Regions from separate parts of the Homo sapiens genome. Here region 1 is linked to region 2. Evidence: chromatin loops called from intact Hi-C (ENCODE). Cell type or tissue: heart right ventricle. All regions are shown on one strand. Links, peaks and the distances in the headings refer to the core of each region. The heading gives the core; the rest is flanking DNA. Region 1 overlaps LOC102724637 (a long non-coding RNA gene). Region 2 has its middle 27 kb from the start of MIR3660.

Evidence for each region. Hi-C counts contacts between places; a loop is a spot of excess contacts. Peaks named below come from ENCODE experiments on the same cell type or tissue, not always from the same donor. Only the 100,000 strongest peaks of a DNase experiment are listed, where the experiment ranks them.
Region 1: a loop joins it to region 2, with 3.0 times the contacts of the local background. A loop is called at or near these places in 13 of 110 quality-filtered maps.

The regions. Positions count from the first base shown.
Region 1 is chr5:89,928,714-89,945,605 of GRCh38, reverse strand. It overlaps LOC102724637 (a long non-coding RNA gene), which reads right to left. Exons shown (of 5, transcript NR_188243.1): 3 at 621-733. Among named protein-coding and RNA genes, the nearest start is that of MIR3660, 80 kb to the left of the region's middle. In heart right ventricle, for the core only: no CTCF peak of the experiment used is centred there; no DNase peak of the experiment used is centred there; H3K27ac peaks cover 616 bases.
Region 2 is chr5:89,980,907-89,997,798 of GRCh38, reverse strand. No RefSeq gene overlaps it. Among named protein-coding and RNA genes, the nearest start is that of MIR3660, 27 kb to the left of the region's middle. RefSeq lists an enhancer at 6,069-6,148. In heart right ventricle, for the core only: no CTCF peak of the experiment used is centred there; a DNase peak (open chromatin) is centred at 8,658; H3K27ac peaks cover 4,117 bases.

The DNA.
Region 1 (16,892 bases), core at 3,415-11,414, 51 kb after region 2:
CACAATATAATTTTAAATTGTATTCTGTTTCTGGTCACTCTCCTCCAGAAAAGCCTTTGTATGTCAATGTCCCACTTAAAATGTGCATCCAAATATGAGTGGGCTTTTTTCACATTTAAAGAAGAGTAAAACTGTTAACTCCCACATTTGAACACATGCTTTTTCTTAATATAAAAAATATAAAAGGGCTTTTTTCTTTCATGTATTTCAGTGTTGGTCATCATTTACTTTTATATGATCTGAAAACTTTAGATTTGGAAATCAAAATAAAGTACAATTAGGTCAGAAATTCTCCATGTTGCTTTTGTATAGTGTGTGTGTGTGTGTGTGTGTGTGTGTGAGAGAGAGAGAGAGAGAGAGATTAACGCAACCCTCAATTTTGTTTTTAAAATTTTTCCATATTGAAGTTCATCTTGTCAAATGATTATTCTTCCTACCTATATAGAGTGTGCTTATAACTAATGTAAATAAGATGAGCATTCCACTTACTAACAGTAAAAAATAAACAGATAATTTACAAAATAGTGAAGACTAATGTCCAATACACATATACAAATTTAGTCCTCAATTACAATAAAAATGTAAAGTGAAAGCTTAATAAAATATAATTTTTTACTCACCAAATTGCCAAAGGTTGATTACTTTGTTTTCAAATGTTGATTCAATACTCAAGGTAAGGAAGCCAAATGCATTTATTTATTACTTGTTTAGGTATAAGTATAGTCATTACAATCTTTTCAGAAGCCATGGAAAATAAAGAGGAAGAGGTGATCATTAATAACATTCCTTGGGTCATATTCTAATAATATAAATGAGGAATATAATTAATAATTTATGCACAAAACAGCTTAGCATTGTTTATGACAATAAAATTTCAAAGTAGTTAGACATCCAACAATAAGAAAATGAATAAATGAGTCATACATACCACCAATGAAACATTGCAGTTATTTACTGCCATTTAAAAATATTTAATAACATGAAAGACCCTTTCATTATAATCTTGAGAAGACAATAAGATATTAAATTATATTTAAACTGTAACTTTCATGAATTCAAGGGTATTTGTCTGTTTTATTTATAGCTGACTGTCCCCAGTACCTAGAATATTGCCAGGTGCTAGCAGGCATGCCGTGCATATATGCATATAAGAAGTAATGAATGGATATGCAGAATGTTTTCATTTAAAAATACATACATACACACACACACACACAATATAAGAAGAAATATCATGAAAATATCAGCAAAGTCCATCTCAGCGTTGGCCATTATAACACATTTTACTTTTTATATCTTCAGCAGTTTCCAAATTTTTTATATTTTATAACTGGAGAATATTTACTGAACCAATAGCTTCGTTCGCTTCAACCAATAATTCCAGCTTGTGGAAATATTTTTTATTTTTGTGCTTCTGTAGTTAAATTCTGAAGCCATCCCTAATAAATTTGGCATATTTGCCTTTCAATTGTCTACTTTCTGAATAGGATAGAATCCTTTACAGTACTAGATCATTCCCTACAGTTTGAACAAGCTTTAGAACAATGATCTAAATGATTTTAAACCTACCTTCTGCCAAATGTGTTAGAATGTGGGGATCAGCCCATACCCTTCTACCTTGTTCATGATGATTTGTAAAATGTTGTTAACAACTTTTTGGTGGCAAAATACATGTGTATAGATTTCATCCTGACTTGTATGTCTAGCTAGGAAGCTTCTCAGAAAAAAAATAATAAGAAGAAGGTTAGTTTGGCTGAGTTTGATCTTTGTGATCCTTGCAGCAATTGTCTCTCTCTTTTTTAATTTTTATGTGCCAAATATTTGAAGATTGTAATCAGTTTCAGAATTTTGTTTGTATAATGTCAAGCAACTTTCTCTTCTTTACATTATCTACATTTTTGAAGATGAGTAAAACATCCGCTTGTCTCCTGAGTAGCACCTAGATACTTCTCCTTGATGCTGTAGTCTAAGAGAATTCACCAAGGATCGGCTTACTTTCACATTTGCATTGTTGAGTAAATTGCTTTTCACAAATAACCTTAGAGATGCCTTTCAGTTTGCCTGGATGTTGTTCACTAGGTTTAAATACTTAAATACATTTTAGATGGTAAAATGTTTTCTTACTATACTTTCGCATTTTTAATTTTCTAATTCAATGCTTATTTTGCATTTACCTGTAGGAGCTCATTCTAAGGATTATGGAGATAAACCATGGAAAGGGGTAAGACTCCTTTGTTGTTTCCTATGAAAACTGACAATAACACCATTACCTCTTGAGATTATTCTTTAACCCGTCTGCAGCTAAATTTTCTGTGCCATCTTTTACATTTCCGCCATATTGGAGGGATATGTTTTCTCTTAACTTTCTATTTTGAAATAATTTCAGAATGACAGAAAAAAACAGCACAAGTAATTAAACTTCATCTAGACTCCCTAAATGGTAATCTCATCCTATCCCCTTTTGTTAAACTGTTAGAGAGTAAGTATTGCCTCTTTACATCTAAATGTTTCTGTGTGTATTTTCCTAAAAAATTAAGAATGTTCTTTTATACAGCCAGAGTATAATTACACAAATCAGGAAATTGGCTTTTATACAAAACTATACTCAATTATAATTGTGTGTGTATGTGTGTGTGTGTGTGTGTGTGTATAGTAAATGATAGTACAAAAAACTTACATGTTGCCAGTTATTCTAATAATGTTTTTTATAGAAAAATAGATATTCGTTCTGGTCCAGGATCACGTGTTGTATTTAGTTGTCATACATTTTGAGTCTTTTTTATTCTGAAGTAATTCTTCAGTATTTCTTTGTTTTTCATGACCTTGACATTTTTCAAGAGTATAGACCAGTTATTTTGTAATATGTCCCTCAATCTTTTTGTTTGTCTGGTATTACTTCATGATTAGATTCAGATTGGGCATTTTTAGCAGGAATACCATGAAGTGATGTTATGTCATTCTCAGGAGGCACTTGATGTCCATTTGTCCCACTAATGGTGAATTAACTTTGATCATTTGGTTAAGGTGGTATCTGCCAGTTTTCTCCCATAGTTACTATCTCCTCCTCCATAATTAATAAGTATCTTGTGGGGAGATACTTTCAGACTTTGTAAATATCTTTTCTCATCAAATATTCACCCTCTTGTTTTAGTATCTATTGATCATTTGTGCTTGAGTCAAATGTTACAATAATTATTTCCACATGGTGAATTTCTAATTTCAAATTTTTTAAAAATTCATTACTTGGCATTTTTTTCTATAGAGATGAGCTTTTCAATTCCCCTTTTAAACTATCTATTTACTTCTTTATATTAGAATGGACTTGTGGATTCTTATATTCATTTAATTAAATTAAATTATTACTATTGTATTATTATTTATCACGATGCACAATTTGTCCCAGATTTGGCCAATGGGAGCTCCATTCAAAAGTATTTTTTGTGTATCTTAACATGTCCTCATTTTGGGGGGGAAGGGGATAAAGGGAGTGATTTCTTTCTTTCTGGACTTAAAGATGTTCCAAGCACATCTTGTATTTTCCCAGACCCAACCTTGGCATAAGCCAATTTTCCAAGAAGTCCTGTTTTCTTCTAGTATAAAATAATATTTAGAAACCAAAGTAAGAATGATAGGTGTGGTTATTGTTACTGAAGTACCATTGTTTCTAGGCTGTTTTGGACACATACACACACCTGTACACACACACACACACACACACACACACACACACACACACACACACTGCTGTATCTATTTCATTAACTATCTACTTATCTGTCCATCCTTCCATGAGTTCATATGGATACCTTCAGTCAGAGTTCCAGTCTTCCTTCTTTCCATAATTGTAATTCTCTTCTTTGACAGTGACAAATATGCCTGGCTATCTCTATTTTGATATGTCAGAGATGGCCTGCTTTTCTACTTAGAAACCCTTGACAAAGTTTTGAAGTTACAAATTAAATTATTGAGGATAGGGTAAGACAAAGAGGTAGCAATATATTGGAGACAATTATGGAGAATACTGAGTTTCCTGCACATTTTCCCATCTACTTTCAATCTATTGCCCTCTCCCTTCCTTTACCACTGGGATTTTTAAGCTTCTACATAGTTGGATTATTTTAAAGATTATCTTCAGACAGTGGTCTTCCTTTTCCCACTGAGAGTCTCTGTCTATTGAATAGCTGGCGTGAGTCTTTGACTGCATTCTGTATGTGGTAAGGTCAGCAGCCATGCACCAAGGGGTGGACCAGTGGGAGTAGTCCAGCCCAGTCACAGGCTATCCAGGGATCTATGTCTGTAAAGAATTTAAAAACAATAATAAAACCAAATAAAATCACTCTGATTTATGTTATAACCATGCCTCAGCAATATTCAACCTTTTAGTGATAAAATACTCTTTCATGATGGGGTAGGATTCTTCTATCTTGTCCCACTGGTACACCCTTTGAGGTCAGTCAAAATGATTCCACTGACACTACATGAAAATACAGCTAGACTGTGCCATTGTCACTATGTTCTTCTATGTGCTTCCAAAATAATGTTTTGTATTTATTTAAACTTCCTAATGGAGAATTATTTTATAGTTATCATCTCTTGCTATCAGGTTTAAGGCACTGAATACATTGCTACAATTATTGATGTCCAAAGGTGAATGATGAACACACCTTTTAAAAGAAAAAGACGTTCTCATTGTGCATTTGGATGTACATCCTTGAACCCTGGTTGGAGAAGAGATGATTTATGGAACACATGTTTAATGTCTAAAAGTAGTTTGTTCAATTGTGAATGATCACTTCAAAAGAGTTTCTTTATAACTGGTAAAGTATTTGTTTTTAAGCTTACCATCAAAATGAGGGATAATATACAAAAAACAATTCTCATGGACCTTTCTAATTCTCAAGGATCCGGTCTCAGATACTAATTTGAGAGATTCCAGGACAGATTTTTAAATTGTCCTCCTGTGTCATTCAAAGAAACATCTCACATATATTTTTTTTCCAGAAATGCATTTGCATCTGAGAACATCTGCAACAGTTGGAAAAAAAAAACATGCTTAAAAAAATTCGCTTTAATCTTTCTATAGATATCAGATATTCTCACAGATTCTGTGATGTGTGATATATTAGCTTTACTGAAGAAATACCATTCATCCCCATGTCTTGAGTAGCGTCCATGTGAACTGAAAATGTATCAACTTTGTTAATATCCTTAAATTCTTCTTTCAAAATTATGAAGAGGATCTAGAATGAGATTGGGTCATGATAGAAACCATTTTATAGATCAAGTGACTGTGATCACTACGATTTTGGAAGAGATATACTTAAGTAATATAAGAAGCAGGTCCAAGTTATGTATTCCCTAACACTTTATAAAAAGACTATGCGAACAATATCTAGAATTATCTAACAGGTAGGAGATAAAAAGTTCCAGATAGAAGAGTAATTACTTCCTATACTGTCCATTGGAGAAGTAATATTTAAAATTAATTGACTACATTACCACAAATTTAAGTTTTTCTTTATGCTTTTGTGAAAATAGAATTGGCTGAGGCCTTGTGGGGCCCTTAATTGCTTTTTGCATAGGAGGAAAAATGAATGATTGTTCTATTTATTGGTAGAAACTTATTAACTCTGAAATTTCTAGTTTTAGAATTTATTTAATTTGATTTTGATCTATCACTGTTTAGAGGTGGAGCTTAAACTGAATATCTATTTAAAATGGAGGTGTGCAATCTGAATTCCTTGTAAGTTTTTTAGCATATTTAAATTATACTTAATTCAAAATGTTTAAAGAATTGACAACATTGTTTGGATGCCAATGGGTGTCCTTCAACAAATTCACATTAAAACAAAACTGTATTTTATTAAAAATATTAAGTACTTTGGAACCTCTACTAATTCTGATCAACTCTTCCTTAATTTAGTCACAGCATAGCTGTTTTACTGCCTGAAGATCAGATTCCAATCTAATTCCCTCATCAACTAGCTTTGTGAGGTTAAGAATTTAGTTAATCTCTCTCAAACTCAACTTAATCATATAAGATAAAAATACTAGTTCCTCCTCAGTCTGTCTTACAGTATTATGGAAAGATCAAATGAGACTAATGCATTTGAAAGTGTTTTGTAATTTACAAAACACTATATAAATTTAAGTATTATTTTTATTTGTGATATACAAAATATTTTAGGAACCTATCTATATTTGAATTAAGTACATCCTAAAAATGATTACTTCAAACAATCTTTTTCAATCTTGAATGTGCATAAACCCACCAGGAAGTCTTGTTAAAACAGAGAGTGGTGGTTCTATTCTGATCTGGAGTGGGGGCCTGAGAATTTGTCTTTCCAACAGGTTTCCAGGAGATGCTGCAATTGCTGGTCCAGGAAACATGCTTTAAGAACTGCTGACCTAGGATGTTGCGGTGCATTTTCCCATAAGTAACAAATACCTAGCAAACAATACCACTGAAAATATTGAAAATACACTACATTTACCTCGTTAAGTTCTTTCATTATGCTTTTCTCAAGTTTTATCTCCATTTCCAGTAAAATAATAGCCCCATTGAATCAGACTGAAAGTATTAATATTTTAGTTAATCTTCAGCGTATTTTGTGCTATAGCTTCCTAGCTCTGATCATGAGATCATTTTCAGTTGAGTCCATGACTGAGAGTATTTGTCCCAATACTTACTGCTATTTGAACATGATGAGTCTGTAGATAGTACTTTAATTCCTTTGTGTGTCTTTTTTTAATTAAAAAGGAAAATCATAAATACCCAGACTTTTTCAAAAATTCAAATATTCTCCAAAAGAGGTGATTTAAACCAGAAGAAAGGACAACGGCAGACCTCTGTTACTTAGTTTCCCACCCATGTATGAGGAGCACATATGTTGTGAATTAAGTTATTTTCAGAATATTTCACTTTTTCACACTTCAGGGAGGCCATATATATTTTAATAAATCTCCAGACAAACTATGGTAATTCTCTCTGAAGATGAACTTACCACAGTAATAGAAATTATAAATAAAAATTTTTTTGATGATGAAAGAAAATGATATATACCTGAGACTACACCAGGTGGAATAGGAACACCTAGAAGGGATCTATTTAGACTGTGTAAGGTTCATTGACCTTAAAATTAAATTAATTCTGTGTATTTTTCATAAAATGACCCTGCATGTACTGAGAACAAAATAACTTGGATAGTAACTCTTGTTTAAGTTTTCTATTTAAAAACCAGATTCTAAGATCAAGGCTTTAGGGAAGTTGGCTGAATTAGATGATTTCTTTTTTCCTTTTTATATGTATTGTTTTACCAGGGACAGATTCTTTCTTAAATTAGACTAGTTCTTTTCATACAGTGTCTTCAGGAAGTAGAGTTGGACCAAATGGTAAGAAATACCATCCAGAGAGTTTATACATGTTGAAATGCATGGCTAAAAGAAAAATATATTTTGGCTATTTTTATGATTCTGTAGGAAAACATACCTTCTGGTTCTCTACCCTTAGCATGAATCATCAAAGGGAGCTGAAACAGGTAATGGTCTAAAATTTTATAAATATTCACAGTGTTATGTGATTGGCTCTTAAAGAAGGTTATGCCAAGGTTGTCTCACTCTTCTAGAGCACATGGCCACTCCACAGACATTATGTAAAACACCTGGAACGTAAAAAGCACTTTTTAAAAACAAAGATTGAATGAATCTTAAGTGCATCTGATTTCATTTCAGGAATTATATTTCCTAGATAAGATGCCTAGGTTATTGTAATTTGGCCTGTACAGAAACCCAGCTTTATTTTTAAGAAATCTCAGACTTCAAAGATTCATCTGCTAATTCATCTTTGATAAGTTGTTTTTGAGAATTCTGGTAGTTCATCTTTGGTAAGTAATTTTTGAAATGATATCAATGAAGTATTAATCCTACTTTAATCTAGATAAGAAGTCACCACACAAACAATACATTATGATTTTAATTGCAAGATAATAAAATTTATCATTCAAATAAGATCCAGCACAAACATATAATGTATGACATACATACCTCGTTATTATAGATGGAAACCAATACTATCCCTAGATTTCTCCTACTGATAAAAATACCCCTTATTCCAGGGCCCTCAATTTATGAAAGTCTGCAGTTGAGTGCCAAGAAATATGTTGAAACCCAGGAGAATAAGCCATATTTAGAATGCCAAACAGAAGTACACAAAAGGTACAAATCAAAGAGTCCCTGCAGAGTTACAGAGGAGGAGAATCTGGCCTGTGGCTCAGGTTAGGAAGCAAAAAAATGAAACAGAAAAACAAATATCATCTGCTGTGTGATAATGAATAAAGAAGTTATGCAATGGAAGTAGAAAATTGTCTTTATTATTTTAACGTAGACATTGGTTCCAAGATGTCCAATCTGGTTTTGAATATTTTTCAAAATAGGACTTGTGACTCCATGTTAACATGTGGCAGGATCTAACAGACATCATCAGCCTTTCCTGGTGGATTCTAGTTTGAATGGAAAATTCTGATGCCAAATTGAGTTTGTTTTGTATCACTTAATTTCTTCACATGGTTTTTGTAGAACATTTCTAGTATCTCTGTGTATTAACCTGGTGCTTAAATATCATTTTTCCCCTACAAAGAGATGGCTCCTTTCTATATGTGTGATTAGATATTATATCTTATATCATTTGAAATCTCACAGTTTGAGCATATGTCTGCTATTCCTCTTCTTGGAGTCTCTTTCTTTTCCAAGTAATTTCTTTTTTAGTTTGGATTACATGTACTATTGCCTAGTTGACAAACCGAATGACTCAGAAAGACATCTTTCTTGATTACTACATAACGATGGATAAAGATAAATGATTCACACATTTGTGTTCTGCAATTGATGATAAATGTCAAAGACACATTTTTTTTTGCTTGCCTCTCCCTGCAATAATAATGATGGCCATCAACTTTTTCAGTATTAACTTTCAAGGCAGTATCTTTGGGGAATCACAGTTACCGGTTATTGAAGGACTAGAAGGACTGTTCACTAAGGCATAACTATATTGGTTTAGGGCCTTAAGTTCAATGACTTGATTGGTAAAATTTTGGTTTAACTTCTTCATGGTTATGTACATTTATAATTTAGTAGATGCTTGGGAAAAAATAAATAAAATTCAAAAATCAGTATTTAATGACACCCACTGTCAGTAGCCTCAAATTTTGCCACTTGGACTATTAATATTCTAAACATCTATTACATCAAATGTAAATGGGCTTCATTATGTCTATTCTGAACTGACTCTGTAATTTCCATTTCTGTCTGTTTTTCTGTCTGTACTAAATTGGGTTGATATATGCACCTCTGTTCTCACTCACATTTAAATTAAATTCCCTCATTGCAGAATTTAAAATTAGGCCTGTCCTGTTTTTGATTTTAAATGTCAGGTTCTTGGGAAGACACTAGCCTAATGGGCCTGTTGATAATCACTCAATCAATCAATACAAGTTTCCCTTTGTTTTTATTGTGTCAGTTTAATACAGACTATTAGACTTATCTCCTTCTTTGAACTTCTGCAGTCCTTCCAGGGTGTTCAGTATTGATCTGTGCTTTGTTCACCTTCTTCTTGTGACATTTGAGAGGGACCAGAAAGTCACAATTAGATTGTAATCCCTCAACTGTGGTAAGAATGGATTAGGTGTTAGCCAATTACTGCTCTTCTAACATTAATTCTCAGAGGGTGGGGCTCCTCTTGTGAAGTTTTCTCAGATCCTGCCAATCATTGTCAGGAGCTTTTAAATAGAAACACTTTTCAACACTTCAGAAGCTCCTGAAAAAGACTTGTACATTTTTCTTTTGTTGTCTCTTTAGCTTTCTCACTGCTAATGACTACTGCCAAGATGTATAAATGGAATGGTTTAGCTAAGAAAGGAATCTATCGGAGATTTGAAAAGTCTCCTGCTCTACTACAATTTTTCTCTCATTTTGTGATTGAGTTGGGACAGGAAGTACAAGATAGGGAAACAGAGGATTTCTTTATGCTAATATATTTGAACCACCAGAGAGCAGTTGATTCCCTAGGACAAGTTTCCGGCCTGTCTCACTGCTTGAGATCCAAAAACTTAAACTCTTTGGGAAAGAAGATTTACACCTGCTGAGATTGAATATGGATGTCTGGAGTTCTTGAGAACAAATCTTATCTGGCTTCCATACTTTAGGGAAATAAAAAGCAAAGCGATATTTATATTTTTCAATTTGCAAAGAACTAAGGTTATCATATTAATAATCATGAAGGGAAGAGTAATAAATTAGTACCAGTTTGGAGGGATTTTCCTGGTTGAGTGCTGAAAATCCCATGTCCCGGAAACCTCCTCAGTCTAGAGCAAACCAGAACAGTTGGTCACCCAAGAAAGGGATATGAGAATGCTGGAGCCACTTTCCATTTTCTTTATTTCATTTGGCTTCTCTTGAATTAAATGTTTGGATTTGTGCATTCAGCATCTTATTATTGTATGTTTATAAGTACATACATGTATTTCATATTTCCCTTTTATTAAATTGATTTTTATAAGGATGTGGTAGACATATTACAGAAGAGGAGAAGAGGTATTGAATATTTAAAACTGTGGACTCCAACAACCACTTTCATGGAGAAAATGAAGCAGTTCACGTTTATAGGAGATTTTTGGAACGTAGGTCAAGGTGTATTTAAACAAAGAGTCACTGATATTTCCACACTCATGTTTAGACACATATTTATTTTCTTAAAATTAATGTTCCATAATGTGACCTGATATTGCGCAAAGGGAGGTGTTAATTTGTCTTGAGAAATCCATCGAGTGAAGGATCTACCTTGAGATTTGATTTTGTATCTCTATCAACACAGATGATATGTGACTATGTTTACAAAAGTTGGCGTATATGCAGAAACCAAGATGGGAATTTGAGTCTCTTTGAAATTTTCTTAGATCAATTTAATAAAATATGCATGAAGATATATTTTCTTGGAGCTCCTGATTGGGCTGGTCTGAGTTGATGCAGTGTGCTGTTATAATGGCAGAGGAACTGAGCAATGAATAGTGGGGACGTATGGGAGCGCTGATATTCAAGGGCCCAAATAGCCAGGACTCAGAAGCAAAACTTGCTTAAGATTGTGTCTTATGTGATGCTGTCAGCATAAGAATAGTAAGGGTGGTTGGCTTTCAAATTCACAGTGTTCCTAAAAGGAGGAGAATTTTCAAATACCTATGGTAGAGGTCGAGAAGAGAAAAATGGAGAGAGTTGAAGCAAAAAGATCCTTTAGTAAAGTAATCCCTCTCCCTTATGCAAGGTTTCACTTTCATGGTTTTAGTACCCGTAGTCAACCGTGGTCAGCTGTGGTCTGAAAATAGATGAGTACGCTAAGATATTTTGAGAGAAAGACCACATTCACAAAACTTTCATTACAGTATACAGTTATAATTGTTTTATTTATTATTATTCTTTATTGTTAATCTTTAATGTGCCTAATTTATAAGTTAAACTTCATCATAGGTATGTATGTAGGGGAAAATCAGTATATATAGGGTTTGGTACTATGTGCTGGTTGGGGAGATGAAGTTCTTCCTTTGCTGCAGAAAATATGACAGCATGGTCGGATATGGGAGATGCTTATGGTTTGAAAATCCTATGTAAATAACTGAATGATCTTTCCAGCTGCTAATGAATATAATGTCAAGAGGCAACATTTTTGCTATATCCCTTTTCTGAGAGGAGAACAAGTGTGGTGGTCTATTGAAATCTTTCTTACACGGTCATTTTTTTTCAAGTCTTTGCAACATACACTCTAATAATTTCTATATGAAACCTTAAATTCATCCTTACCAGTAGACAGCTCTGTTTGTAGTTAATCCCTATAGCAGTGGCATATTTCCTGGCTCCATCAGTGGTTGTGATGACTTAGAACTCTTGGTTAGAGAACTGTATCAGAAAGAATAGACTAGTCCATACTGCAGTGGCTTAAAACAGCAAAGCCTGGTTAAGGGCAGCAGGGATTTTTTTCTAAGCAGTGACTCTGAGATCATGATTCACTCTATTTTTTTGCCTCCACCATCTCATGCATAGGTTCCAAGGGGGTCATGAAAGAGAAAAAGAGAATTTTAGAGGAATCACTGTACTCTAAACTGCCTCAACCTGGAAATGATTTATGTCATTTTTTCTTATAGCTGTTAGAGGCCAGGACTCATCACGTAGTTCTAACCTAACTGTAAAGAAGGCTGGGAAATGTAGAAGATCATGCAGATATTTGACAATTAAATGTTTCTGCCGTAGTCCAACCTCCCAGTCACAAAATATTCGCTTATTTCCTTATCCTTCTCAGAGAACAAACTCAACCCCTCCAAAGAAAGATAACCTAAAATTTATTCAGTCACTGAGTCCAACTTAAAGTCCAGGAACTCTGGACTCATGAGAGCCTCTGAATTAGGTCCAACTATGTCTTCATTTTTTCCAGCATCCTATGAACTTGAAAGACAAATTGTATCTGCCCTCCACCCTAAACACAACAATGGAATACTCTAATTAGGAAAAGGAAAGAATTGGAAACAGTCCATAGTCCTTGGTTCATAGCACATCTGAAATCCCATTGCATAGATAAGGTGATGGCCCCCTATCTTGAGGGAGTGAGAGGGTGGGCAGGGAATGGGTGGGAATTTCCTTAATTAGGTAATGATTCTGCTCTATTTCTCTGTGCATTGTTCTCAGTAGTCCCATGCGAAGTGAATGTCTAGGAATGTGCCCTTTTTAACTATAGCACCTTCGTTTTCAGCTCACTTCCTGCTCTTGAAAGGCTGGGGGCCAAAGAGTTGTTTTAAGTCTTGAGCAGACAGATGATTTTTCAACCAGTCATGTGGTTTCTTTGGCAATGCATTTGACATACAAACTTAATAAGTTTCAAATCTATATGCTTCCAGTAAGTTTCATATTCCAGAAGTCCACCCCAGATTTCTTTTTAGACATTGTCCTTTAATTTGCTAAATGTCTTTGCTCCTAATACCTTCTTCTCTCTCAATTTTATGGTGGCTATCTTAAGGCTATTAGGCTTGAATTAAAAGATCATATCCTTAATTTGATCTTTGCAATGAATCACTTTATTAATTCAGAATGTTTGCCATATCATAAATTAAAGAATTGATGTGTGTCTTAATATAGATTTTGGAAGAGACAATGAGGCTAGTGAGAGAAAAGTTGAAATCATCTACATCCCTAGTTCTCAATGCCCTGCAGGGGAGATTTTCAATGTCTGGATACAATTTTTATTTTCAAAAATGGGGTGGAGTGGGGGATGGGTGGTGCTAGTGCTACTGGCATTTAGTGTACGAACGCCAGGGATATTGATAAACATTCTACAATGAACAGGGCAGCCCCACACAGCAAAGAATCATCTGGCTGTTCCAGATAACACACACAGACTTCTTCAAGAACCACTTAAGCTCTAATACGCCAGCATTTTCCAACAATATTAAGAAAGGTTGACAGTGCTTTTCACCTTTTTCAGATTTCATTGTAATACCCACGATTGAGATGGTTGGAGATAAAGCCATTATCCAGTGATAGTTCATCATGTTGAAGGAATCCTGCTGTATGTATTTTATATATTTTGATATGGATATGTGATATGCACCCTTAATACAATTCTAGTCTATAACAGCTACCTAACAATATTTCAGAATGAGCTTTTTCTAGTATTCTGTGCCATTAAAGAGTGGCCCCTTTGTACATTAATGAAAGCTTGTCCTTTAGAATGAATAGGAAGTCTAAGAATTTGGCTAAATACCATCTTTCTGGAAGAGGAAAAAATTAATGGCAAAATATTAGAAATATAATTGATCAAATGCAATACTCATTGTAGTCAAGAGTAAGTAATGCAAAAATCTGTAATTCTCATGAAAAACAATATTAAAATTGTGTTCCCGGGAAGTTAGTAACATTTTGACATTTTTTCTCTATTCTTTAAATGGTTCAGAGCAACTATTTATTAATTAGCATTTTCTTTAAGAAAAACTAATATCGTTGTGGAGGATTAACTTCACTTTGGAGTGTACTACTCCCTTAAAAGGACCATTAAAAGGCTATAAAATTAATTGTTTTCTACTAATAAGTTATTATTTAGAATCACTTAGTTTCATCTACCAGAAAAAAATGCTTTTTGAGTTAGAGGTTTTATATTATCTCAGTCTTCTCATCCATGATCAATACTTACTCCATTTTTGTTATTATATCTGTTTCCTTCTGGTTCTCATCTTAGCTCAAAAGAAAAAGGATGATTGAACAAAATACCTTTTGAGTAGTCTCTCTGCTCCTCAAAGCACATGTCTTCATAATTATCTCAAATTTGCATATTTATTGTTAAATAAATATAAGGGGAATTTATTGCAGTATGCTGCATTCTTTGCACTCTCTGTGTCTTGTTTGCATCTTGCCTGTTTTGATCGTTTTAGATTAGAGGCACATGAATTATCATTTATTTTAAGTGCTATATTATAGTCATTTTTGCAGAGAAAGAAAGCAGTCAAAAAACAGATTGTCCAACTTCTTATAAATGAGAATGTCACAAATAAAATGCCAGTTTGTTCACCTTGTCCTTTGCACTAACGTCAAGCCATTCTCTTCGATGCCTTTTTTGTAATTATGAGTAATAGCCCAAATATTTTACAGCAGAGAGATGAGTCACAAAGCGGAAGAACTATAAATACTTTTGTTCTCGAGAAACAATGAAGCTGTATATTCTTTCACATTCACCCACCACATATGTGTTTTATTTAAGGTTAAGCTTTTTTAAAAACAACTTTCTCCTGCTTTAAGAGTTCCAATCTCCAGTACAAGTTTTGTTTTCCAGTAAACTGTTTCATTGTATTTGATGCTTCATAAATGTATCTAAATCTAGCTCATCATGCACTGCTAGCTACACCTAATCATACACACATGTCTGAATTACTCCACTCCTATTTAAAGGAAAAGAACAAAAAGTAAGAATGGCAGATGTGTTCATAATTAATATCCTACTGGGTTAATCAGTAGATCCTCAGGAATGCTATGAGGGTTTTGATGTATTCAGAAAATCACTGCCTTTATCTATAGACCTCTTTAAAGACAAACATACAACAGTTAGTTTTTAGAAGATGTGATCCTTGCAAATAAGATAGTAAATAATATTGTCACAGACTTGCCTCTTTGAATAACCTAATTCCATGCTTGATTTTATATGTTTAAGTGAGGAATTTATGGTTCATATTTACAGCCAGTGATATGTGCAAGGATTGCTGTTTACTAACATCACACTCAAAATTTCTTGTAGACATTTCAAGCAATTTGAAGTATAGTTCTTCTAGAAGTAACTAAATATAAACAAGATGGGCACTTTTTTTAAGGAGATTGATATTTCAGAATTGTTGATCACTCCTATACTTGTGAATGAGAGAATATAAGAGACATGGTAATTCACTGAAGGAGAAGAAGAAGAAGGAGAGCATTGCATTATTGGAAAAACTCCATCTTTATAGCGAGACAATACTGAGTTGAAAGCTCAGTCTCCCACTGTGCAACTCTAGGAATTGCTTAAGAGCTCTGGTCTTTGGTTACCTCATCTACTAATGCAGAATAATAACACTTCTGTCTTAAGGTTTAGAGTGTTAAAATAAAGCAGTACTTGGGACATTGAAAAATGCTGAATTTAAAAGTCCTGTTTCATGGGGAATATGAAACTTTCATTCTAAAAAGACTGTACTGTATGAAAGATAAATTTTAGTTATATTGTGGTCCACATTTCAGTTTTGGAGTTAATGTATTCAGGTATGTGCCTGTCACAAAAGGGTCGTGCATTAAATGTTGAGTGAAAACATTGTGGCTTAGACAGAAATCTTGGAATTTAACTAGAAATTTATTTTTTTAAAAAATGAAAGAATAGGAAGAGGTTCATCAGCTCTGTCTTGACTATCTCTAGATCTATGATTGATGCAATATTACCTTTAAGTAAAAAAAAAAAAAGCTACATAATTATTTTAGTTTTATTGTATCTTCTTAAGTATGTTTCAAGTACTTTCATTTGTGTTTGACTCTTCAAGATCTTACCTTCACTACAACCCAGTATTTCCATTGCAAGTGATAATATTGCAATGGAATATTGCAGTCTTTCTGAATAACAGAATTTACATTATATCAGTCCCCGAGAGGACCAGGGGCATGGAAAGATCAGGGTTTGGACACTTACACCCCCTTGTGTTTTGGGAGAGGTCATGGCAACTCGCTGTCCCTATGTGCAGCTTGCCTAGCAAGTATCCTTGTGCCTGAAGGAGTGAGATATTAAATAGCAAATTAAAAAAGACATTTCAAGCAATTTGAAGTATAGTTCTTCTAGAAGTAACTAAATATAAACAAGATGGGCACTTTTTTTAAAGGAGATTGGTATTTCAGAATTGTTGATCACTCCTATACTTGTGAATGACAGAATATAAGAGACATGGTAATTCACTGAAGGAGGAGAAGAAGAAGCAGGAGAGGATTGCATTATTGGAAAAACTCCATCTTTATAGTGAGACAATACTGAGTTGAAAGCAATTTGAAGTATAGGGTTAAAAATGAGATTGAGAAGTAAAGCAAAATGGGTTACATTTTAGTACTTTTAACTTCATTTTCCCCCAGTTATTTTTGAACAAAGGGGCACCACATTTTGTTTTTATACTGAGGTTTGCAAATTAGGCAGCTGGTTCCCAAACATGTGGCAGAATGGTCAGACACTTCAGCCTGATCTCCTATGCCTTCCTCTGAGGTTGCATCTTATAGAACCCAACTTGCCAGTCCCCTCTGCCTCTTTCTTTAACAAATTTCTTTCTGTTTCCTACCTCAGGAACTCTATACTTGCTATTTCTTCCTTC
Region 2 (16,892 bases), core at 4,888-12,887:
AAATTTAGAAGACATTGCCTTTTCTAAAGGTAAGCATCCCAAGAAGCAATGTGGCAAATGGTGCTGAAGCCATGAGCCCATTTCCAGTGCCTCTCCAGAGAGATGGAGACAAACAAATAAATAGACCAAACTAGAAAAACTGTAGTCACATGCATAGGAGAAAGGAACAGATGTCAAGCTCACTGACTAAAGCTAGAGGCTGGTACAGACTATTTTCACCCACCTTGCCCTATCACATGAAAGACAAGTAAAGAGAAATGACCAAGGCTCTAGTTATCCTTCAAGATCCATCAAAGCTCAAATGGATTTTCATATGCCTTTACTGCCTCTAAAGAACCTCCCACTCCCTTTTTGTGTCTTACTACATTCTGCACAAACATCCAGCACAGCACCTGCAACAGGATTGGGTCCACCGGTCAGCAGGTTTAGCAGCCTCAAACAGGTGGTAAGAGCTACTGGATGGTAGACATCATGTCTTATTAAACTCTGGATAGGCTGTAGCATAGTTCCCAACACAGGAGGTAACCAATTTATATTACTGGAGGAAGGAAGGAAAAAGGGAGAACATTCTCTCATTGCAAGACGCGTACTTCCTCTTTATGAGCAGCAACTTTCTCCCAGATAGTAATTCACCTTCATTGGCTTGAACTTTGTAGTTCTTTCTGTCCCTCTGGTTTTGAAATCTTATCTCTCAGAGCCTAACCTATGAAAGCGCAAAATGCAATCAGGTTCAGTGAGTAGATGCACTTCAGAAGCAAGGCGAAATCGTTCATTATAGCTTGTTTTATGACTCTGCTTTATGGTTTACAGTGGCAAAAGAGTGAAAGAATGATGCAACACATGGTATATAACCATTATCATTGAAGCAATTTAAATTGCTTTCTGTGAGTACACTGTCACTGATCTAATTCTTACTAAATGTTAAGTAGGTTTCTGTGCTAAAAATATATTGAGCTGAAACAGTGGATTAAGAATGATGTTGTTCTAAAATCCCATCTTGTAATTTTCATTTAATGGGTCTAAATTCCTTGAAGTCTCAGACTTTAAAATTGACTTGCAGAGATCTTAAGTTATGGCTCTGAATCCCTTTGGAGGAGGTGCTTATGAATATTAACTGTACTTTAGGATGCACTGTGTTGGTACAAGACTCATTTGAGCACAGAATTAGTGAGAGGTGAATGATGAATAATAGGCTCAGTGTGTGGAGTTTAAATATTCCAAAGAACAGACTCTGTATGATATTGTAAAATGTCTTGTAGCTTCATTTCTGATTTTGAAATGTTACAGTGCTTGCTTATTGTCACAGCATGATCTTCAGCACAGTTGGATAGTGCTTTTTTAAAGTAATGCAAGTGCATGAATGTCAGAAATACCTTCAAATATCGGGGACTACATCTTTAAGGAGTGCATTTGGCATTAAGCAGCCTTTTCCAGCTAATGAATTTCTCAAGTTACAAGAATAATGGCCTTTTTAATCTTAGCAAGAGTAATTAAACAGACATTTGTTATTAATGATGTTGTTAATGGCAGAAGATATTGAATTCTCACTTTAGATATTATATTGCTTGAGAGTGATTATTTTGAATATCAGACATATGAGTGTATAGTAGTGTTAAAAGTACAATATCTCCTTAAGAACATTGTAAAGTACTATTCTTTAACATAGAGAAAAATGCCTTAACTTTTATTAATACCAAGAGAAGTAAACATTTCCAAACTGAGGCCGAACACACTTTCAGGGACAAAGAGCATTTGTTTGATTAATCCTACATATCAATTGAAAGTTGTTTTCTTCTATTGAAATATTTATGTGTGTTTCAGTCAGGGTCTCCAAAGAAACAGAACTAGGGTAACATAGTTATGTAACAGGAAATTTATTATGGGAAATGGCTCATGCAGTTATGGAGGCTGGTAAGTCCTACAATATGCCATGTGCAAGCTGAAGAATTAGGAAAGCTAGTGTGTAATTCAGTTCAAGTACAAAGGGCTGAGGATAAGGGAAACCATTGGTATAAGTCCAAGTCAAAGTCCAAAGGCTGGAGAACTAGGAGCTCCATTGCCCAAGGGCAGGAGAAGATGGATGTCCCATTTCAGGAAGAGAAAGTGAATTCACTCTTCATCTGCCTTTTTGTTCTATTTGAGGCATTAAAGGATTGGATGATACCTGCCCACATTGGTGAAGCAATCTTCTTTATTCAGTCTACTAATTCAAATGCCAATTTCATCTGGAAACACCCTGACAGGCATACATAGAAATGATGCTTGACCAGCTAGATGGGCATCCCTTAGCCCAGTTATGTTGACACACAAAAAAATTAACCATCACAATGTGGCAGCCCACAGCTTGAGAGAGAACTGCTTACACTATGTCTGCTTTAAAATAGAGAGGGAGATGATATTGCCTAGTGTATTTCTCCTTCCTGATAGTTTCCTCAATTCTGCTCAGAAATCCACCCTATCCTCACCTTCAGAAGGTCATCCTAATTACTCAGTTCATTCATTTGTTCAACAAATACTTACTGTGTACCAATTATGACCAGGCACTATTTTATGTGCTGGGGTTATAGCTGTAAAAACAGCACAGAACAAAATAAAACAAAACAAAAATATCACAAATAACAAAAGCAAATATACCAGAAGTCAAAAATTCCTATGTATTATGAATGGGGTTAATGAGTTAGTCAAGACAGAGCCAATCAGGCTGCAGTATCCCCAGTGACTCTTATGGTCCAGTGCCAGCAGTGGCGTATGGGCCATATTGCCTCAATCACACCAGAGAGGAGAGATTTTATTTCTGCTTGGAGGAAAGAAATGCTTGCTCTGTCCCCTTCTAAACTAGTGGCCCAGTTGCCACTGGCATCCATATTGTGGTTCTGAGGGAAACTCAGCTTAAGGTGAATCAAAACCTAAGGACAACTATGGGAGTTTCTACTTCCTGCGCTAAAGAATCTGAACAGATATAAATTGTTTTATTAAAATTAAACACTTTTGTAACATAAATGTATGGCTATGCTCTTTATTGTAAGCATATGAGTTAGGGCTTGATCTTAATGGGATTGAGGGCAAATAAAAGATGCTTTGTGAATTTGAGGATCAGAGTAAAGGGCATACTTACAGCAGACATTGAGGAAGCTGCAAGGATTAGTTAGCATGTACTGATGGGAGTCATGGGATTGGATTTTGAGGATGTTTGATCAAGAGAGCTGGAACATAAGACTGCATGAGCAAGAGTTCATTTACTTAAGGGCATTTTATCTGCACATGGGATTTAACACCCTGCCAAGGATCCCAGAGAAAAGGGAAAACTTATTGTTAGAATAACTCTCAGGGGTAGCAGTCACAAAGCTGGTATCTTCACAAGCTCATGGGAATGATGAGGCTCTGAAGAAATGGAGCTGATGTGTCATCATTTAAGCATTAAAAGCCAGGGGATTACTATTATTTTAAGAATTGGCAAAGTCCAAGGAACAGCCAAGAAGGCTGTCCACAGGGCAGTTTGGTGGCTAATAGAACATGGTACTCCTAGGTCAAAAATAGACAGATATTTTGTGTGTTACTTAACATACACAATAAAAAGAAGACAAGGACAGATGAGCAGGCATTTGAGGGTGGTTGCCCCAAAAGGAAGTCACATTGTCTTGTCCAGTTTCAAGACCTGAGTCAGTTTTTTGACACAGAATCCAATAACTGATGTGATGGCTAGATCCCCCAGAGAACACGTGGTATTACAATGTCATGTATTTACTGTATGATTCCTCTGATATTTCCCCAAATGGATCTATGAGTATTTACATTGGTGCCCATACACTGGAGAAAGAGGAATGCCAGATATTCTCAGAGCTGTTGCACATAGGGTCTCAACTGACAATACCTGGAGATCTGAAGCATTATCATGTCCCTGTTCAAGTTCAGGGAATACATGGGCCAAATAATCAATGGAGTCTTGGGTAAATTCTTAGAGTACGTTCACCCAAATGTCATTTCTTCAATTCCCAAGTGTAAAATTGAAATACTCAGCAGTTGGAATAACCCCAGTTGAATTTTTGGCCTGTGGAGTAAGAGCTATCAGAGAATGCCAAGTAGAAGCTTTTGGGATTGCCTCCTCTTTCAACCAAGAGAGTAAATAAAAAATAGTATTGACTCTGGGAGGGATAGAAGAGATTAGAATCACCCTCAAGAACCTTAAGGATGCAGGAGTGGTGCTCTCTATCATTTCTCTATTTAATTCACAAGTCTAGTCCCTACAGAAACCAAATAGAATGTCTATAGACTACTATAAACTCAACCAAGTAATATTCTTGATTGCAGCTGCTGTGTTGGACGTAATATCTTTGCTAGAATAGATTAATGAATTCTTGGGCATATGGCATGAGGCTTTGAGACAGCAAACTCATTCTTTTTATTGCAATTAGAATAAAAGAATCTGAAATAATTTGCATTCACAAGGAAAGGACAATAGTATACACTTAATATTTTGCCCTAGGTATATGTTAATGCTTCAACTCTCTCACATAAGATAGTCAGAAAAGATCTGGACCATCTAGACATCCCACAGAGCATCATATTGATCTATTAAATTGATGATACCATGCTGATAAAAAAGAATGAGCAAGAGGTGGCTAGGATGCTGGAGGTTTTGGTAAGACACATGTGTCCCAGGGGTTGGGAGATACACCTTTTGAAGATTCAGGGACCCGACACTTTTGTAGTTTTTAGGGGTTCAGTGGTCAAGTGCATGCCAGGTTTTTCATCTAAAATAAAAGACAAATTGGTGCATGTATCCTCTACTAAAAAAGAAGGTATAACATTTGGTAAGCCTCTTTGCATTTTGGAGGTAATATCTTCCATACTTAGACATATTGTTTCAGCGGATATCCTAAATGATACAAAAGACTTATAGCTTTGTGTGGGGCCTGGAACAGGAAAGGGCTATGTGGCAGATTCAGACGCAAGGCAAGCAAATGTTTTCTTTGGGTATGCTATCTAGCAGATCCTATGATGCTGGAGGTGTCAGTGGTGGGAAAAGGTACAGTGTAAAACTTATGTCAAGCCCATTGGGAGAATCATCCCAAAGGCTCTAGGGTTCTAGAGAACCAAAGGCTCTAGGGTTATAGAGAAAGGCTATGCCATCAACAGAGGGGTAGCATCTGCCTCATGATGTTACTAGACCCTTGTAGAGACTCATATGAGCTGGGTTCTGTTGGATCCCTCAAGGCATTGAGTGAAACCAGCATCAGTTGATCATAATAAATGATTAATTTGCATTGACCCTGAGCAGACAAGTGAGGATGAGAAATCTGCATGAGCAGGTAGCTTAGACGTCATTGACTTTTCACGTCAGCCACAGGGTTGCACCAGCAGCTTTCCTCAGCTCACATCTATGACCATAGGGGCAATGCAGGTGTCCTTCATGACTGCTGAAGAAGCAGAACAAGTCCAAGCTTAACTTACAGATGGGTTGGTTCAGTATATGGGTCAAACCAAAAATAGACGTGGTTGCTTTATAAGCTACACTCAGACAATGGTGAGAGAAATCTTTCCAATGTCAGAGTTTCAAGTGGTACAGCTATTTTGTGTGGAAGAAGTAGCTTGAAGTGAGAATATATACAGAGTCATGAGCAATTCAAATAACCTGGCTGGCTTCTCAGGGGCCTGGAAAACTGAAGATAGGAATGTCTGAGGTAGAAGCATGTGGATGAACACATGGGAGTGGGCACAAAGTGTGAAGAGCTTTCTATGGCTTGTGAATACCCACCAGAAAGCATTATTGTAGAAAAATCACGGAACTACAAAGTAGGTAAGAATGACTTGGTTGGTAGACATTAGTCTGCCTTTGTCATAAGCCACCCCAGAACTGGCTTAATGAACACATGACTAGAAAGGACTCAGCAGCAGAGATGGAAGGTTCACATAAGCCCAACAGCATGACTCTCATTTGCCAAGGCTGAGACTCAGCATTGATCAGCTATCGTCAATGCTGAGTCTCTGAAAATGTTTCTCTTCCTTAACGAGACCAACCACCCACTGGTAGCAAGTTGACTACATTTGGCCTCACTCTGTCCTAGAAGGCCCAGCTGTTTTTCTCACAGAAATAGATGTGTTTTGAACATGAGTTTCTCTTTCTTATGATATTTAAGATATTCAAACACCTGAGTTTGTCTTTCTAAATAATATTTGAGACACCACCATCCAGAGACATTCAGAGTGCTTTACCCACAGGCATGGAATCCCATAGTGCATAGAGTCCCCCAGCAAAACACACTTCACAGTTAAAGAAGTGTAGGAGCAGGACAACGACCATGGGATCTACTGAGTACACTAAATACCACAACATGGAAAGGCTACCAGATGAACAGAGTGTTAGAATGGCCTGACTAATGCATATGAATGCCCTGGTGAAGGGTAATGCTCTGGAAGGATATGGCACATTGCTCCAAGATGTAGTATATTCTGCAAATCAGATACCGCTCTATGGCATTGTGTCTGATGGAGAAATTCATGGGTCTAGGAACCAAGGTTTGGATGCAGAAGTAGTCCCACTTGCCGTCATTTCCAATGACCTGTTGGGGGACTTTGCATTCCCTGTCCTTTCCACTCTGGGCTCTCTAGGGTAGAGATCCTGGTTCCTAAGTATAGCACACCCTCCTTAGTGACACAGCATGGATATCATTGAGATCCAATCTCTGGCTATTGCTTGAGCACTTTGGATGTCCTGTATCCAGGACCCAACAGGTTAGAAGAGTAATTACTATGTTACAGGAGTGATTGACTTGAATAGCAGGAGCAGGCAGGACTACTGTTATTCAATGAGGGAGACCAGAATACACTCAGTTGATCTATTTGGACATTTCCTGGCATGTTCCTTTGTGTAATTATGGCTGTGAATGCATAAATGTAGCAACTCCAGCCTGAGAAAAGGGTGGTCATCAGGGCCCAGATCCTTTAAGAATGAAAGTTTTGTGTCATTCCACCAATTAAGATACCATTCCAGGAGAGGGGATCCATGAGGGCAAGGGGAAATTAGAATGGATAGTGAAGGAAGGAGATAGTGAATACCACTTATGGCCTAGAGATAACCTCAGGGATGGGAAATACAGTTTTTTTTGGAAACCTCCCTTTTCTAAGTTTCTCTTCAGGAAGTGAGGCCCACTGGAACCCTGGAGTAGCTGCATCTGGACAAATGAAGAAGTGAATCCATGTGACACAGGGTGAACAACAGCACCCACGGGTGTATATCACTCCGATTATCCTGCAAAGAAAAGAGTTGGCAATCAGCTGTTTCACTGTCTGAATTAAGAATTATAAGGTCACAGCTAGCAGGGAAAAACAGGGGGTATGATGTTGACTTTATCTGCCTTTTCGGATCCATGGAAGGCCCTGGATTATCTCTGTGGCCCCAGAAAAAAAGAAAAAAAAAACAAACCCAGGACACTACGCATCCAACAGCTCTGCCTGTGTGGCCTAATTCCTTGAGCAGAGGCTTATGGCTTACACTGTTACAGTTGAAAGAACAGTTCTGGGCATGGAGAAGGTACCAAATGTGTATATGCCATATTGATAGAACTAAAGTATAGAGGATGAAGAAGAAATTGCCTAGAAGAGGAAATTACCTTTAACATTTCAATAAATGACTCTGAGCTGTTGTTTAGGAATTCTTGTTACAAATATGAATTCAGTAGTGGAGTGATTTGGCATTCTCAATGAGTAGAGTTCTTTCAAACCAGAGATTCAATGGGAAATTATTTTTCAGTGGAAAGGAAGCACTTTGTTGAGCATGCCTGGGAGCAGTTCCCATAGTGACATGTGATAGAATGTGCTTCCTTTGGCTTTTAAATCTTTATGTCTCTTGGAAAAAAAATTTTTGAGCAGAGCTTAAAAAAATCCACCAAGCTCTAGAGAATAGGGTTTATAGGCAGCTAAATTATGTGACTTTTTGAATCTATGGGTTCAAGCTTTCCTGCCTTTGTAGCTTCCAGCTGACACCTTCCAAGGGGCAATGATCTGTACTGCATTTTCTCATCAGAGAACTCAGCCATCTTAATTTTAGGGTCATTTGGAATCACATGAGTTAACCTGATTTTTTTTTTCATTTTCCAAAATATCATAAATAGTGGGGTTTTTTTTTTTTCATTTTTTTAGAAGGGAAAAAAATCTGGCTTCAGTTGCTAATTTCCTCTGTTCTGTCAAGATTAGGCTAGTAGTTCTGAGTAATTCTGGCTCATTTTCTCAAGGGACTAGGCCTGAAATAATCCAGTGTTTATTTTTATACAAATTCTCACAGTAATACAACATTTCAGTGACTTCCTGGGATGTTTCTAGTTTTTCACAGGCCAAGAGGCCATTCTCAGAGGTAGCTCCTTCATGTAAACCTAAAAATGGCACTTTCCCACATTATAGTTTATCAGGAAGTTTAAAGTTCAATAGTCCTCCTCTCTTTTCTTTCTCGTCACAGGGAAAGGAAAAAATAAGGGGCAGTTCCAGCATTTCGGCATGGTCATTCCATTTCAGTACTTTGGAACCTGGGAAAGAGGAGGGAGTTTGTAGTATATCTTGGCTGCGAGATGGCTGGACTGGGAAACAGGACTCTCTGCCATTCCCTGTGTCACTCTCTGAGTGACCCTGACCTCTTCCCAGCATTCCTGACCCCACCTCTGTGTTGGGGAAAATGATGCTCGTCATGTAACCCTCACAACATTCTCCAAAAGTCATGGGACATTGCTGAAAAAATAAGAATCCTGTTTGGAAGGCCAGCTTGGCTCTCAACCTGCCTTTCTGGATTTATCTTCCACTACTCGTTCTCAGGAACCCCTATTTTCAGCGCAGGTGTTGGACTGAGCTGTCTGCTGTGTAACATGCAATTCTCTCCCTCTCCACTTTTCCTCACTGAGCCTGTGAAGCTCAGTTCAAACCCAATTCTGTAGTTCAGCTTCACTCTTGTCCTTCCTCTGAAATTATATGGCTCTCTTCATTTGACATTTCACTTGCATACAATAAATATCCTGTTGCTATATTTGCAGAATGTATTATAACAAATTTTTAGTATCCTTTATCTCTTCTAACACAGGATGAGTGCATCGATACATTCAAATATCTGATTGATCAAACAATCTTTACATCTCCTCAGCAGTTCTAGTTGGGTTTTAATGACATCATGACCCTGCGTGGACCTACACACATTGCTGAAGTTGCACACCAGAATGTAATTATGATATATGCATTCAGGCATGCAATGTGGACAGCAAAAAAAAAAAAAAAAAAAAAAAAATCTGTTTGAAATATTTAGCCCGGAGTGTTAAATTGGATCCTAGAAGGCAAAATTACTTAGCTGTGTCAGGTCCAAAGCTATATTTAAGTTTATTGTTTCGTAACAAGTCTGGTCTATTTCAGTGTATTGTTCTCTGTACAAGGTCTCCCCATAACCATGCATTATAATAGACTGTTGCCAGCATTCTTAAAAGTTTCAGAGATGGATTCTTGATTACTTACTTCCTGCCCCAGGGATTCTTGCTGTTAGGGTTGTCATTAAACAAAGCAGCCTCCCTGGCATTGTATTCTGACAAACAATTCGCACCTTTGTAAACTGATTAACAGAATGACTTTGTTTTGATAATTGATCCTTGACTTGTATTTTAAAGGACAGCAAAACTTTAGAGAACTTCTATATTTGTTACAAATACTTTTCCTGGAATTTAAAAAATAATTTAAAACTTCATTAGGAAAATAACGTCATTAGAAAAACAGCGTCAGCCAGTACAAACTTTTAGTTACAAGATGAATAAGTTCTAGAGATCTAATGTACAGCATGATGACAGGAGTTAATAATAATGTATTGTATACTTGAAATTTGCTAGGAGAGTAGACCGTAAGTGTTCTCACCACATATAACACCCCCCAACACACACACACACACACACACACAAATGGTAACTATGAGAGGTGATGGATGTGTTAATTTTAGCTTGATTGTGGTAATCACTTCACAATAGGTAAGTGTGTCAAAACAACCATATTCTACAGCTTAAATATATACAGTTTTTATTTGTCAATTATACTTCAATAAAGTGAGGGGAGAAAACAGTAGCATGAAACAAATTAAGACTGGAGACCATTATGTTCATTATTATGTGTATGAATTAATGTATAGACTGGTCAGAGCAAGCAGGCTACCCAGAACAGGTGGTAACCAGCCCAGATCCAGACTTTATCTTCTCAAAGTCATCCCTCTGCCCTCTGCCCAAGGTGAGTGATGATCCCATCACTCAGAGGCAATGGCCTGTCTGTACTACTGCATGCAGAGCAAATGTTATAATCTGAAGTATTCTTATTGTGAACTATTCTGTATGAAGACCAACATGACCAACATATGAATCTTTGTTGATTACCTGGGTTAAAAAAAATGCCCCACCTTGACAACTGTTCTCCATTTCCTGTTCCACATCAATAATCCTATTAGCTACACAGCCTTTGGCAAGTAAGAGGGAAAGTTACTCCAAATAAAGCTACTGTAATCGGGATAATCTGATGGCCATTCCCCTGTTATTTGGTGTTTAATTACCTGTTGTTAGTTTTTTCGAAGGGCTTAAGAAAAAAATCATACATATATCAATGTATGTCAGAGTTCCAAATGAAAAGAAAAAGTTGAAAGTAAGTGGGAGGATTAGAGCTAGTTACTGACACACTTAGCCCAGGTAGAGAATTTAGGTGACTGCTGATTTTGGTGGTCTAGTGAAACCTTGCATGTAGTTGTTATTGGTAAAGAATATTGAAGCTATATTGATACAGCACATTCTTTAAAAAGGAAGGAGACTTTAACAGCTATTGAGAGTTAAGCATTTGGTATTAACTTTTATATTTAAAAAATTGCTCTTTCCACTCTAAAGTGACTCTAGAATTGGAATTCTATTCCAACAAACACTGGGGGGAAAATGTGACCAAACATAGTTGTCAACAGACTTAAAATGACAAACACTACCACATTTAAAATTTATTTTCAGCATTTCTTGAAGTAATAAAAGGAGAAAAAGGGCCGGGCGCAGTGGCTCGCGTCTGTAATCCCAGCACTTTGGGAGGCCAAGGCGGGTGGATCACGAGGTCAGGAGATGGAGACCATCCTGGCTAACACCGTGAAACCCTGTCTCTACTAAAAATACGGGCGTGGTGGCGGGCGCCTGTAGTCCCAGCTACTCGGGAGGCTGAGGCAGGAGAATGGCGTGAACCCGGGAGGCGGAGCTTGCAGTGAGCAGAGATCACGCCACTGTACTCCAGCCTGGGCGACAGAGCGAGACTCCATCTCAAATTAAAAAAATAAAAATAAAAAATAAAAAAAAGGAGGAAAAGAGTAAATTTTCATTCTGTACAGTTACATATTTTGTATAATGGCTGGGAAATAAAGGATTTTGACATCTTGAACTCTTAAAATTCCCTCAGGAAATGGCTAGAGATGGATTTTGATAGAAACAAATCCCCATTTTAAACTCTTTAAAACATTTTTTATATCATTCAGGTAGTAGTCCTTTGGGCATTGCTGGAGAAAGCTGATGAAAGAATATATGCTCTTAACTAGTTAATGAAAAATTGAGATAAACAAAAGAGTTGCTTAAATATAGATTTTTCTCCTCATATAATTTGTCTCATTAAAATGCTTTTAATATTCTGTATTCTGATTTTCCTTGAAGGAAATATTGTTCTACAAAATTCCAGTGAGACATGCTAAAAATAATGTCTGTGACAGAAATTTTAATTTCCTATCTAAATAATTAAATTTAAGACTATTGCATTTTATATTTCAAAAAAAGATCATTAGATCCTTTTTCTTACGGGAAAACTGAGTCCCACAGAGCACAAAACACTCATCCAAAGTCACAGAGATAACAATTATGAGGGTTGGGTTGAACCCAAGTTAACTTATTTCTACTCTAGTACTTTTTCCATTATGCTGAGCCATCACGGATTATTTAAAGTTCTGCCTTCTTTCCTTCCATTGCAAGAAGGAAATCTTGTTGAAAGTCTGCATACAGGACATGCACACCAGTAACTTGATAGTGTGTTAAATGTCATGTAGGAGTCCAGTAGGCCAAAATCTAGATTTAGTTTCTGGGCCAATTATGATTTTTATTTAGTAGATTTTCATTCTATGTAGTACAGTATTGTGTATGGGCTGAAAAATACATAATTCAAATTTTTTAGTTTTTAAGTTTTTTGGTTCTACAGGAATCCCAAAACATGACTGGCTTTACATCAAATTATAAAATAAAGTTTTCTTTTGAACCTCCAATTTTTACACTTAGTGTCTCCTCACACCATCTGCTGCATGTCTTTCATCTGAGGTCTACTACCCTATTATTTCCATTTAATTATGTCACTTCAAAACCTAGATAATATCAATCATTTTTAATTTATTGTGAATTTGAATAAATTGTGAATGCTATTTTTCCTTTGACTATTTGTATTTTGACATTTTCATGGTAGAACAAAAGGCCATATCACTATTTATAAAAGTGAATTCAGGTAGTAACTATGAGGGGAAAATGTTTTATTTATAGAAAGGAATTTATTCTGTTCCCTTAAAAATAATGCAACCTATGTAATTATACTTCTTATTCTCTCTACCTTAAGACTTTTTTTTTGACACTTGCTTCCTAGAATAATAACCATTATCCCCCTACCTTGTGTCAGCATTTGTGAAAAAAGTTATTGGCATGATTTTAAAAATGAGACTCAGTTAAATGCGTAAACATTTACTAGTCTTCTACTTTGCTTGGCACTATGAGGAAGGAGGAATATGGGTAGGATATTGAATTATCCTGAAAAATCTGTAATGTCCCACAGTGTGTTCTTGGGTAAAATGTGGCTTCAATACCAAATTTTCTCATTTTCTGTCTTCATAACTCAAAACATGGCTTCCAAGTTCTTCCCTACCAAATCCAGTCAGTCACACCAATTGATCCAAGATTGTATTCTACCTGAAATCCATTTGTCATCTCCATTAGATAATATAGTACAATGGTTCTCGAACTTTTAGGACTCAGGGCTGGGCGTGGTGGCTCACGCCTGTAATCTCAGCGCTTTGGGAGGCTGAGGCAGGTGAATCACGAAGTCAGGAGATTGAGACCATCCTGGCTAACATGGTGAAACCCCGTCTCTACTAAAAATACAAAAAATTAGCCAAGCGTGGTGGCAGGCATCTGTAGTCCCAGCTACTTGGGAGGCTGAGGCAGGAGAATGGCGTGAACCTGGGAGGCGGAGTTTGCAGTGAGCAGAGATCGTGCTACTGCACTCCAGCCTGGGCGACAGAGCGAGACTCCTCTCAAAAAAAAAAAAAAAAAAAATCCTTTTAGGACTCAGAACGGTTTTACACTCTTAAAAATTATTTAGGACCAAAACACCTTTTTCTTGAGTAATATATACAAATATATAGCATATGAGAAGTTACAGTTAGGAAAGTTTAAAACTATTAATTCATTTAAAAATAATTTTAAAGTTATTACTGTATGTAAATACAAAGTAACATATTTTTTGAAATATATGTATATTTTCAAAAACACATTTAATACAAAGAATTGCATTGTTCTACATATTTATAAATATCTTTAATGTATGGTTTAATAGAAAAGAGATGGATTCTCATATCTATTTGTGCATTCAGTCTGTTGTTACACATTGTTTTGGTTAAAGAATATGAAAAAATCTAGTCTCATACACATACATAGTTAGAAAAGGGAAGGATATTTTAATCACATTTTCAGATTATTATGGATATTCTTCTTTGATACTATTCCAAAACTCAACACGTGGTAATAATTTTTAAAGGTAGAATCTGAAACCATTGCAAGAACTTCTCATACTCTGTACATTAAAATCCATTGATCTATCTTATACTTTAAATTTATCTTTTGTCCATGCGTGATTTTATAGCATTATATATTCAAGATTTGGAAATTATTGGCTAAGATACGCATTTCTACCAAAATTTGGCACATTTCATTATACAATATCAATAAATCACATTCATTAACATGACCAACAATTTATCAAAAAAGTTTTTAAATATTGGGAAACTGTCACCATCAAAGATTTTCTAAAATTCTAATTTCTGCCTGAAAGTTTAAATTTTGCATTTGGAAAAAACAAAAAACAAAAAGACTGCCCAGGTATTTTTCCTGGTGTAACAGGGTCACATCTGTCATTTTTCAAGAAAATGTCTTCCAAATAAGCAAATATGGATAATCAAAGTTTGTTATTTCAAGTAAAAATTCTATTTCATGAAGGAAAGTGGTTAGGTGAGAGGAAATTCAAACAATCACATAGTGCTTTCCCTGGAGACAACCAGTGCCCTTCAATATGCAGAAGTGCTTTGAGTGTACTTCCCATTTTGTCATGCAGAATATTAAAAACATGCAGACTCAAGGGTCGGAATGTAATGACAATGGCTTTTTAGTTTATTTGCCTTCCGTAGTGAGAGTGTGGCAGTGAAAAATGCAATGACTACTCGTACAGTTTGGTGCCACCGGCTTTATTCCAAGTTGCCAAAAGTTTTAAACACCATTTCTTTTGAACCGTAAGTGTAAATATCAATAGAAGGTATAGAAAATAATGTCTTAAGATTATTAGAAAACTAGTTTTGACCTTATGCACTCCCTGAAATGGTTTTGGTTGTCCAAGGGTTCTGTGTGATACTTTGACAACTGTGACTAAAGTGGATAACTCACTATGCTAAAATACTGTCTAGTCTGATACTCTTAGCTGTTGTGATTATGCAAAAGATTAGTTTTTCTGGGTTTCAGTTATTTATAAAATGAGAGAAAGTGGAAATCTCTAGCTCTTAAACTGTATTCTTTTCTGATTCTCTTGTTTGTGTCTGTATATTGCCACTACGTGGCTGGGCAGAGCAATTCTAAATCCTGAAAATGTCAACTTTTCAAGCTGTAATTTGTGTCAAGTCAGGATCTAAGAAGCTATATTTAAATATTTTCTTGCTAGTGTGCCATTTGGGGATAGACATGTGATTCCTTTACAATTTTTCTTTTTAAATTTGAAATAAATCTCAAACCTGTTTGGTTTTATTATCATTTTTGTGGGTTTATACTTTTGTATTATTTAATTTTTGTACCAGAATCTCAGGTTTGCTAATGGTAATCATAGCTACCATTTATTGAGCAATGTGCTGGGCACTATGCTAATCTCTTTGTGGTCATTATCTTATTTAACATTCTGAAACAATCAATAAAATGTTCAGTACTACCAAGGTCTCCTGGAAGCTAATGGAAGTGAGTTACCAATAATAGAAAGAAGTATGACTTATTTTTTGAGAATGTAAGACACAAACCCTTTATGTGTACAATTCTAACATACAGTAAGTGACATTATGTTGCAAGACTATTTTTAAACTCTGTCTTCTGTGACAAGAATGTTTAGAAATATTTGTGATACCTATGCAAATATACATAACATACACAAACATATGAATGTGCTTCCCTAAGCAAATTATCATTAGGACTTTCCTGGTACGTGAGTAAACATGTAGCTCATCGTTCAGGTGGATAGAACTCAAGATATTGTTTACGAAAAGATCATTATGAACAAATTTTGAAGTAATTAAAACAACAGAAGTGTGCTTCACATCCAGTGTATGCAGTTGTGTTTACTGTAGGGCGTGATCTTTTTCCTAGTCCCGGAGGAAGCTGACATCTGTATTTGATTTAATGAACTTCTGTTTGGTAATAACCCATGCAAAGACAATAATGCATCTATGAGCACATCCAGCTTTCAACATTGGTTCCCAGAACTCAAAGCAAGCACTCTGGGAAAAAAACTTATAAGTTTGTACGTGTTTTGACTGAGTTACTTAAAGCTTATTCCTCTTGGAATCCACACTTGTCTTTAGATTTATAAAAAAATGTGGTTTTTTTACATTTTATTATAATCATTTCAAGCAAATATCAGAATCTTAGCATGATCCTGTACTAAATTATGTTATTCAACCAATTGAGTCCTACTCCCCTGTTTTTTGGTCTGAATTCTGAATAAAGATGTAGAAAGAACATTATAACTGCAGTGGTGTGTCTGGGAATCAAATAAGGTGTGCTTAGATCAAAATTGATCTCATGCAAATACCTGCTATTGAATTTTACCCTTCTATCTATAAGGGATAGCTAATGCGCTGTTAAAAAGCTCTTTAGTAGAAACATTTCAAAATGTAGTTTTGTGTCGTTGCTAAACTTTAATAACTAAGGCCTCTTTCCATATTTTTTAAAAGCCTGACAATAATGGCTCTGTAATTACTGAACTAATGTTATCAATTCCAACAGATATCACATTTATTAAACAGAAAATGCTATGTTGCTGTTCATCAGTTAGAAATGTGTGTAATTGAAATATGAAAATGAAGTCTGTTGGAGTATGTGATTCATCATGAATTCTGCAAGCCCTACACTAACTCTCCTTTTCCTAATTAAACTGTCAAATTGAAATCTTATAATTAATGCAACCACATCCCTTACAGTAGGTTTTCCACCCGCATGTAAAGCTCAATTCAGCAGAAACTTTGCAAGAGCCTTCTCTAGGAAGAATGCAATTCTTGGCTCTTCTGAGCTCTTGAGCAGAAATTCTGCCCCCTCTGCAGAATACTGTGTGGCACGAGATTTCTGTTCTTGGTAAGATTAGGAGTGGAGTGGGCTGACATGTTTGTCAGGGGAGCTGGTAATCCCTGCTTTGAATTTTTTTGGGAGAAGCAATAAAGAGGAAGTAAAGAGTTGGAATAAAGTCTTCTATATTCTTGCCAGCATTGTGTATTTCTACATAATGACTAGGCTTTTCTCTTTTGGTGCTAAAATTTGAAGACTGAGGTGTATTCTTTCCTGGCTAAAGCTGTGAGTATATAAATTTTTCACCTC